2 separate regions of the Homo sapiens genome follow, and region 1 is linked to region 2. Evidence: chromatin contacts called from ENCODE Hi-C data. All regions are on one chromosome and are shown on one strand. The core of a region is the stretch at or near the end of the contact, and the rest is flanking DNA. Distances in the headings are between cores, read along the strand shown.

Region 1 (4,835 bases), core at 293-2,792, 3.2 Mb after region 2:
AAGGCACCAAGATCTGAACGAGTAGGCTCTGGTCCAGGAAGGGCAACAGGTTCAGAATGGCTGGAATGCCAGCTGCATGGAAGGGTAAGGTTGTGTTCAGATTCAGAAAGGCCTTGTACATCACGCCAAGAAACCTGGAGCATTACCGTCGATAATGGACAACCTGGAGAAGTGCGGAGAGGGTTTAAACCAAAGCCACGTCAGCCTGAAGAACTGCTTTAGCTCACTTATCACAGGTTTTTCAAATATTAGAATTAGTAGCCAACATCTAAAAATTAGCAAATTTCACATAAAAATATAGAATCTTGGTTCCTTTAAGAAAATAATCTGGCACATTGGGCCAACATTCCTATGGTGACATGTGTCTGAGTAGCAGGTGCAGCAGCTGGCCCCTTCAAGTGGGACACCTATCACCTAGTTCATAACCGCCCCTGACCGCCCTCACTTGGAGGCATGTGAATCTGCAATCCCTGGTTTTAAGGGAGAGGGTAACACCATAGACAGGGGTTACAGGAAAATGACACTGAAAGTGACCCAGTGATTAAACTGGGCAGTGAAACTGAAGGCAAGAGGGCAAGTTAGGAGGATTTCACCACAGCATGAGGAGGTGACAAAAGCCTGAACCAAGTTCGGAGAATAAATACTCAGAAGAATGTAAAGATTCAAGAAATGCTTAAAACGCTCCAGGCACAAGAATGCTTATTAACCATGGAACTTTTCTGTGTCATTTGTTCATGGACAAAGACTGTATTAGGAGACAGGAAGAAGGACTCAAAATTAATTTTCAATTTATAATTAAAGTGACTATTAAGCAAACTGTGGAAAATCCACCTCAATGCCATACAGCAGAGACAACCGATGAGGCACAGCTGTCTGTGTGATTCTCATCGTGGACTCTCAGGATCGTTTTCCAGGTGGAACAGAACAAATCCTACTGCAAACCCTCTGCGCGAAGCCCCTGACAAGTGAGGTTTACAAGCAGGGGCTGGGGTCTAAACCAGTACAATCGCTCACAGCAGGACCAGCAGTGAATTGGCAAACTTAGAAAGCCTTCCAGCTCATCCACGGGAGAGTCCTGCCCGAGAACTCACAGAGGCCGTTGACATCCAGCATGTTGGAGATGCCCCGGTCACTCATGTCCACCTCGGGCTGGTTCTTCTCCCGGCTCTCCTCCACCAACTTCTTCAGAGACTTGGACATGGTCTGCACCGAACAACAACAAAGCACGTGGGCGATGACAGCAAGCGCAGAGGCGGAAAGGCAAGAGGCCTTCGCTGCCACTCTGAGGCTTCCCCAGGGTTGGAGCGGGTGGGCGTCCGAGGGCGTCCCAGGGGCTGGTCCGGGTGCGGGGAGGGGATGGAGTGGGAAGGGTTCAGCCCCGCTGCGGCCACGCAGCGAGAAGCAACCCCAAGTGCAACACCGCACACACTCACCACGGAAGGTAGCCCCTAAGACGATGGGCGTGCAACCACAAGCTTCGGCAGAACGCACTCCAGCTGCCCTCACTCCCTGCAACACCGGCACTGAACAGCGAACACGCCCTGTCTCGGCGCCCCGCGCAGGCGCACACAGCGCCGCTGCCAGCTCCACGCCCGACCCTACCCATATTAGGAGAACAGCTCTCCAGACGTGTCTCCAGGGCCAGGCTCCGCCCTTAAAAGTCTGTGGAAGAGGCTGGCTAATCACGTTCGTTATTCGGCTTCGAGACCCCGCCCCACGCTGAGGATAGTTTATCCCGGTGGCGTCCACCCCACGGTTTGGGACGCTGATTGGGCCGAAGTTGGCGCGTGCGCAGTAGACTTGGCGCAAGCTCAGTTGATGGGTCGAAGCCCAGAGGGCTGTGGGCGGAAGTGGGGAAGTTTGTGGCGTGACTGTGTAAGGGAGGGTGGTGGCTCAGGGTGGGTGTTGCGAAAGCTGGAAGTAAATTGCTTCCGAATGTTTCGCTTGTGTAATAGCCGCTCCACTCGCCAGAAGTTGCTACCCTGAGCCCGTCTCCACAATGTGCCTCTGAGGGACCTTGTGGGGCACGCAGTTTCCCGCCCTATTAAGAGCTTCTCCAGGCGGGGATTCCGGCGCGGTCTGCGTTTCCCCAGCGCCCTGCTGGAAATCTTTTTTGACAGGTTTCTAAGGCTGGCTTTTAGCCTTTTTACTTGTAGCTAGAACCTACAAGTAAAACCCTACTATTTTAAAAGTCATTTGAAAACACCACTAAAGCGATGTGTCTTTCCCAACTAGGACTTTTACATTTGTGAAACATGACGTTCTGGCTTCCAGGAATCTCTTGCTTTCTCTTCCAAAAGCAACCAAATTTTAAATTCTAGAGAAACTGTTGCCCTCTGCCTCCCTATTTCCTGACCCAGTCTCAGTCACCCAGCAACATCCTGTGCTTCTCTCACCAAAAACCCTGTCCTGAGAGACTATTTTATACTATGGAATAAAAATTGGCACCAGGCACTTTTCTTCTACTGGTCACCTAAATTGATGATAAGACGGATGCCACACATATGCATTTATATATTGTAGATTGTAGCAGGGATCAAAGCCTTAAGGAGATGTGGTAAAATAATGTAATTATATCTCCGAACCAATTGGATAAAAAAAGGATCTGCACTCTTAAATTCGAAAGCAGGTATTTCTTGCTTAAAAAACATTCCAGATGAAAGAGTTATTCCTCCATTAGTCTTCTTTGATCTGGAACCGTCCTTGGCTTTTATGTTTATTGAACTAGACATTATTTAAGAATACAGACCAGGTATTGTGTGGAATATCCTTCAAAGTAAGTTTGATGTTCCCTTTCAGGTTATGAATTTTTGGAGAAACACCACTAAAGCGATGTGTCTTTTCCAGTGCATGATATCAAGGTACAGATGGCATCGGTTTCTCCCAGTATAGGTGATGTTCACTTAAATAAGGTAGTGTCTGCCAGGTTTCTTCACCATAAAGTTACTATTTTTTTCTTTATGATTAAAAATAATGCTGGGGGGAGGTGCTACTTGATTACACCCCATTCCTCATCTAATTTTTACCCACAAGTTTTAGCATCCACTGATGATTTTCTAACTTCATAATTTCATCAATACGTATTAGTAGGTAATCTCCTAATACATTTATTTCTTGAATCATTAACTCTTTTAAAGCAAAAGTCCTGTTTTGAAGCAATCAGAATTTTTCTTATTCTATCAATTTCTAATAGTGAATCTTGCCTAGGTAGGCTGAAGACATACAGTACCTGTGTTAGTCGGCTAGGGCTGTCGTAACAATATACCACAGCCTGGATGGCTTAAACAACAGAAATTTCTCACAATCCTGGAAGTTCTAGATCAAGGTGCCAGCAGATTTGATTTATCCTGTGGCCTCTCCCCTGCCTCGTGGACGACTGTCTTCTCTTGGTGTCCCTCCAGGGCATTTTCTCTATGCAGTCACACCCTTGGTGTCTCTTCTTCTAAGGACACCAGTCCTATTGGACTGCCGGCCTATAATAACACCCTGCATTTGTTTCATGAATGTACTCTCTTCTCAGGTATCACCGAGGATAATAGTTTTTAAACCTCTCTTCTGTTCACTCAATTATGTTTCTTCAAGGGTCCATTCTTACGTGTATTTATCTAGTCTTTTCCCTAGAAAAGAAAGATTCTTCCCCTCTCTGGTGATTGATTCTTGGTTGTTCTTTTGAGTTCAAGTGTGAAGATCTGAACTGGTTTTTCTAGATAGCTGGAGTGGTCTCTTGTTTGTTTGTATTGTTTTCCTCCTAGATCCCTAGACTGATAGTCGAATTTCTTCAGAGGCAAGAACCCAGTATTATGCCTGCAGGTCATCACCCGGCTACCTTTGCAGGTGGAGGGAAATGGTGGATTGTGAGTGCCAGTTAGGGCAACTCCCTGACTTTGGTTTTAGCCCCTCACACTGCACCAGCCAGCCCCACATCCAGGTTACACCTGGAACAGAGAGTCCCAGCCCTCCTGCATGTCTCTCTTGAAGTTATTTTGAGCTGCATGCCTCCATTCACTTCTGTTTCATAGGAATTTGTTTTCACTCCTGTTTGAGATAGGAAAAACCAAACTGTTTTTGCTACTCTCCACTGGCTCAACACTTCTGACACCAGAGAATCCCCCACACATGAAACAGTTCTCCAGCAGACACCAGCTCGGTGTCTTACAGTTTAACTTAATTCTGACACTGTCTACCTCAACTTATAGTCAAATCCCACAAGTTAAGGGTTCATTTCCACAAGACTTTAGGTTGACTGTCACCTACACTTCTGACTGACCAGCTATAAATCAGGGTTCCCACACCCCCTTCTCAGGTTTGATTAATTTGCTAGGATGATGGTTAGCCTGTCCAGGGTCCTGATTGCTAGCAGTGAAACTTCATGGTGACACAATTTGGAATCAGGAAACTTATCCCTTGGCCACTAGATCTGGGAAGTTGGCTCAATGTATGTTTCACCAGATAAGAATATTAAGGTTTTTGCCTCAGGACTGGCTCAGGAAATCAAGCAAGATGGAGCTGGGAAGTGTGCTTTGTGAAGCTGGGAGACATCAGCTGATAGTCTTGTATGGCTGTCTTGTTCTCTGCTTTATCCTCAGTGCGCTGAGTACGTATCACATAGCTGATGCTCAATAAACATTTGGAAACAAGTGAATTAAATGTAAAGCAGAACCAGAGGATATACGGTGGGTCTTACGAATGAGAGTACAGTTGACTCTTTTCTCCTTCTTCCAGCTGAATTACTCAAAAACTGAATTACTCAATAACTACTTCCCTTGGCTATACACGAAAATGTCATGCTCCCAAGCCTGACCATCCCTAACCCACTAAAAAATCACTGCTTATTT
Region 2 (5,528 bases), core at 1,566-4,065:
GAAATTTAAAAAATTCTTTATCTAATTCTTTGCTTTCTTTTATACTCTTCAAAATTTATCATATACAATGTCTAAAATAGACATGCTAGAAAATTTATAAATAGTCTAAATAATAATTAAACAGAAAAAGACTGATACCTGAATTTTCCCCCCATATTATGAGATTTGTACCAAATTGTGGTAAAAAGCAGAAAATAAGAATCCCCAATTGTTCTACTGTCCAGATAAAAACTTGATATTTTGGTATGTTTCCTTCCAATCAATGTTTTATTACGTCTATATGTTTTTGTTAAGAAGCATATGTCTATGTTTTTGTTAAAAAGCAGAGACTATATGCTATAAAGTTTCATTATGCTACTTTTGGACCGAACATTGTATCATGAGCATTCCCATACCATTGAATTTTTAAAAACATGGTTTTTAATGATGCCATGTTATTTGGTTGTGTGTATAAACTATATTTTATTTAACTATTCCTCCATTTAGAACACTTGGGTTGTTTCCAATTTTTCATTTTTATCTCTCATTTATTTATTTTTGTTTTAGAGACAGTGTCTTACTCTGCCACTCAGGCTGGAGTGCAGTGGTGCGATCAATGCTCACTGCAGCCTTGAACTCCTGGGTTCAAGTGATCTTCCTGCCTTGGCTTCCCAAAGTGCTGGGATTACAAGTGTGAGCCTCTGTACCCAGTCCCAATATTTCACTTTTTAAATAATGATTGTGATGAAATGGGATGCATGTTTTTTTAAATGAATATGGTCTCTCTTAGGGTCACGGCGATTTGTTCTTTTAAGTGTTTCTTTTCTTTTCTTTTTTTTTTTTTTTTTTTTTTTTGAGACAGAGTCTTGCCCTGTCACCCAGGCTGGAGTGCAGTGGCGCGATCTTGGCTCACTGCAACCTCCGCCTCCCGGGTTAAAGCGATTCTCCTGCCTCAGCCTCCTGAATAGCTGGGACTACAGGTGTGTGCCACCAAGCCCGGCTATTTTTGTAGTAGAGACAGGGTTTCACCATGTTGGCCAGGCTGGTCTCAAACTCCTGACCTCAGCTGATCCGCCTGCCTTGGCCTCCCAAAGTGCTCGGATTGTAGGCGTGAGCCACTGTGCCCGGCCTCTTTTAAGTATTTCTAAAAGCTCCTGGATATCTTTTTTCCTTCCTTTTGAATGGAAAAGCTTGCTTGTCAGTTGCTTGTTCAAGTATTTCTCTCTATCACTCTTTGATCTCAGGCCTTAATCAGGATTCAGTGCACATGTTTACATAAACGTAGAAATCAATGAAAGTCTAAAATGTAAGGGGAGGCTGTTAACTGTAGCTAGTAACTTCTCTGGTTTACACTGACAGTTTCCCAGGTAGCCAGCCGTTGTGTTCTCTGTAAACTTCCATTGCTGTTACTGTCATCTGTCTTAACCCTTCAGGTTTTTTTTGTGTCTAACAATCCCTAATCCCTAAATCAGGAAAATGCTAATAAATTATTATTTGCTCATTGATTAGTGAGGGAAACCCATATTCATGCAAGAGTGTTGCCATATTTAGTTCAAGGACATTTTCCTGTGTTGGCTTATTTCTGGCAAAAGTCAGGTATATTTTATTTTATTTTGTTTTGTTTTTGAGACAAAGTCTTGCTCTATCACCCAGGCTGGACTGCAGTGGCATGATCCCGGCTCACTGCAACCTCCATCTCCCGGATTCAAGCAATTCTCCTGTCTCAGCCTCCTGAGTAGCTAGGACTATAGGCACCTGCCACCACGCCTGGCTAATTTTTGTATTTTTAGTAGAGACGGGATTTCACCATGCTGGCCAGGCTGGTCTTGAACTCCTGACCTCAGGTGATCTGTCCACCTCGGCCTCCCAAAGTTCTGGGATTACAGGGGTGAGCCACCCCGTCTGGCCTCAGATATCTTTTAGATGAAGTATCACCCCCCACAAAAGACTTTCTAAATTGAAATAATTCAATTGTTCATTTTTTTGTTTTGTAAAGCATTTTACCCATTATCAGCTGACTCAACAAAATGATATTTCTTACCTTTTTTGAGTAAGAAAAACGAAATGTCAAATATTGTTCAATTATGATTTCACAAAAACAATTTTTAAACGTGCTTCAATGACATGAAAAAAATAAGTCCACTGTAAACAAATGTTAGGGACTTAAAAAATCTCTGACATAATTTTTCTCTTCAATTTAACTTTTTTTCCCTTGGGTTGGATTTAAAAAAAAAAAAGGAATTTCTGATTACATCTCCAATCATGTCACTGAAAAATCTTGATTGCTGAACACATGACCAAAAAATGATTAGTTAGCTTGAGGTAAATGTTCAATTATCACCAAGATTGGTAAGCAATCTAAAACAGAGGGAGTGAAGATAAATTGACTTCCAAACTGCTTTAAATGGTTGTAGTCGTTTAAGTTCACAGGAAATTTAACAGGCTAGTAATGAACAGACAGCCCTTTCACTCTATTGTTACAAGTTAGTATTATTGTTTAGATTTTTCTCATCCTTTTGCAAATTTTGCAAGCAAGTAACTTCAGAAACCCTAATGTAAATTTCCAGTTAATAAAGATCTTGATTTAACTGGCATTATTGAGGTGTTCTTCGAGAGGCTTTTGGAACTCAACTAGCAGGTGCAGAGAGTACTACAAAGACCCGGGTTTCCGTCCACGTTCACGTAAACCTCCCTACGAGGGGAAACTACAGGCGCGCTGCCGGAGGGCGCCGCCAGTGGGCACTCACGCACAGCTGCTTTGGCCACCACAGGCGCCCCGGGCCACTCTCTTCCCTCATCTCTCTCATCCCAGCTTCCGCCGGAAGCGGCTCCTGTCAGTTGTTCTCAGGTGTTTGGGCTTGTTGTTCCGTATACTCAGTGGGTTCGCGGCCGCCGGCCCAGTGAGGCTGGGTTCGAGGAGCTGGAGCGGGAAACTGGAGCTTAAATTCTGGCGGCGAGATGGACATTCTGAAATCAGAGATCCTTCGGAAGCGGCAGCTGGTGGAGGACAGGAACCTGCTGGTGGTGAGGACCCTGCGGTCGTGGGGGTCGGGATGTAAGAGTGAGAGTATGTGTGTCGGGGTTTTGGGGTGAGGGTGACGATACTCAGAGGATTCGGGGCGGGGACGGGGCTTAGCGAGTGTCCTGCCACTACCCCTGGTAGGCCCCCTTAGATCCAACCCTTGGCGTCTCACTGTTGAGGCTGGAGAATAGGGTCTGAGAGCAGGGAACTTGAGTACAATTCGTGCTGACTTCCCAAAGCTGGATCAAAAGGAAAACACCTGGGTCTGGGGGCGGGAACCTGAGGCCAATTAACGCCCACGTCCAAAAGCCAAACCAAAAGAAAAATCCTCATCTTCCCACCACCGAGTAGCAAAGGCTTCAGGCTGCGGCTCTCCCCGCATCCCTGCCTTTCCACCACCTCTCAGATGGGAAGGGAACGTGCCCTGCATTGGCCGTGGGCCAATCACGGGCCATCCCTTCATCTGCATAGGGCGCCAGTTCACCTCAGTCTTTAGCCACAGACCGAACCCTTCATCCAGATACGGGGTAGCTGATAGGGACCTCAGAAGGAGTACCTAAAACCCGGAAAACTTTGTAACCGGGGCCTCGAGCCGCTTGCTCGGGCCCACTCACACCCTGTGGAGTGCTTTCTCGCGTTCATAAGTCCCTACTTTTGCTGCTTCATTCCTGTGTTTTGTTACTTTTTTTGTGCGTTTTGTCCAATTCTTTGTTCAAAACGCCAAGGACCCGGGCAACTTACACTCACGGCCTTCTTTCCGGTAACCACTTGGGAGCCTTAGGGATGCAGGTGTGGGAATTGCAGGAAAACCCGAGGCTTTGTTTGTTTTCCCCCGACTGACCCTGTTTCCCTCCAGTTTACCTAACTGCCCCCTATCCCCGCTCCTACCTGTTGGCATTCTGCGGACGTGCCCCAGTGCTCCTGAGAGTTCCCTTCTGTCGCCTTACGAAGGGTTTGTGCCCAACTGAAACATGGAGGAAGGGCCGCCGGGCGCGGTGGCTCACACCTGTAATCCCCACACTTTGGTGGGCAGATCACCTGAGGTCAGGAGTTCGAGACCAGCCTGGCAAACATGGTGAAACCCCGTCTCTACTAAAAACACCAAAATTAGCTGGGCGTGGTGGTGCGCGCCTGTAATCCCAGCTACTCAGGAGGCTGAGGCCAGAGAATCACTTGAACCCGGGAGGCGGAGGTTGCCGTGAGCCGACATCGCACCACTGCACTCCTGCCTGGGCGACAGAGTGAGACACCGTCTCAAAAAAAAAAAAAAATTCCTTCTAGCCAGGTGTGGTGGTGCGCGCGTCTAGTCCCGGCTGCTTGGGAGACCAAGGCGGGAGGATCGCTTGAGCCCAGGAGTTCAGGCTGCAGTGAGCTATCATCGTGCCACTGCACTCCAGCCTGGGTGAGAGACCGAGTCCCTGTCTCTAAAAAAAAAAAAAAAAAAGTAATAAAATTCCTTTCTAATAGTAAATCCCAATTTTTTAAATTCTATTCCTCCTCCTTCTCTCTTCTTCAACACATGAAAAGTCTGTAGGCCTGCTCTTCACTGATGGGAATGCTAAGACTCTTTTGGAAAGGTACTAAAAAGGGGGAGAAAGAATTACATGATTTAGGAACTTCCTGAAGATGATCTCCCTTACTTTATTGTGTAGCAGTAACTTAGACCGCTGGTTCTCAAAGCTTTTGGTCTCAGGACCCCTTCACACTCTTAAAAGTTACTGAAGATCTTGAAGGACTTTTGTTTATGTGTTATTTCTATCCGTATTTACCATATTAGAAGTTAAAACTGAGAAACGTTAAAAATACTCACTGATCGATCATTTGGAAAACATTGGGTTACTGAATTATGCAGGTCTCCCACCTGTTGACACATTTCATTACAAAATATGAAAAGATCACTTCATTTAATATCCACTGATCTGAGAAACATCTGTAAGCATTAGGAAACTGTCAGGCTCCTGATGACAGATCTAAGTTCACCACACTTAATTTCCACTTGGAAGCTGGAATTTTATCATAGGCAACAAATATTATCAGTTATTTTCTTGAAGTGATCTGCTCACTTTGTTCAGTTTGGGGAAGTTGTCTGCCAAATACCCAAGTCTGAAGAACCATGGTTTGCCGGGTGTTCTTAAGTGTAAAAATGGTATTCCGTGAAAAAGCCAGTTTAGCTTGCAACTCAATTACTTTCCTCCACACAACCAGCAAACTTTAGTATAAATGAGAATTGTTGTATGCATCTTTCCTGTTTTGTCACATAATATTAAAAAGATATGGCCAAAGATCAAGACTTAATAAAAATAGTAATTTTACTCCTTTATCATAAGGAGTAAATTTGTTTAGAGAAACTGGCTCCCTCTGGCTGCAGTGGCAGTTTAGAGTCACTGCCTTGGTTCTTGCTAAGGCTTTAGCAAATTTACCATTGCTTTTCACCTACAGTGCAGATGTCATCAGAGTGAGCAGGCAGATAATGCCTTACTGTAGAAAACACTTTTGACCTCATGAGTCCTCTCAGAGGGTCTACAGG

Evidence for each region. A loop is a pair of places that touch in the nucleus more often than their neighbours do. Pooled maps may share reads with other maps.
Region 1: a loop to region 2 is called in a map of HepG2, with 25 times the contacts of the local background. The contact joins the promoter of RSU1 here to the promoter of PRPF18 in region 2. A Hi-C loop is called at or near these places in 3 of 168 maps with a recorded cell type or tissue (CD8-positive, alpha-beta T cell, HepG2 and naive thymus-derived CD4-positive, alpha-beta T cell) and 5 of 50 pooled maps.

Annotation. Positions count from the first base shown.
Region 1 is chr10:16,815,882-16,820,716 of GRCh38, forward strand. It overlaps RSU1 (Ras suppressor protein 1), which reads right to left and starts at 1,543. Exons shown (of 9, transcript NM_012425.4): 1 at 1,434-1,543; 2 at 1,092-1,203. The coding sequence starts at 1,200. LOC105376435 (a long non-coding RNA gene) reads left to right here and starts at 1,818. Exons shown (of 3, transcript XR_930708.3): 1 at 1,818-1,875; 2 at 2,800-2,861. RefSeq lists enhancers at 1,022-1,181, 1,852-1,961, 1,992-2,081, 2,112-2,161.
Region 2 is chr10:13,584,150-13,589,677 of GRCh38, forward strand. It overlaps PRPF18 (pre-mRNA processing factor 18), which reads left to right and starts at 2,816. Exons shown (of 10, transcript NM_003675.4): 1 at 2,816-3,003. The coding sequence starts at 2,938. RefSeq lists enhancers at 2,771-3,110, 3,286-3,881.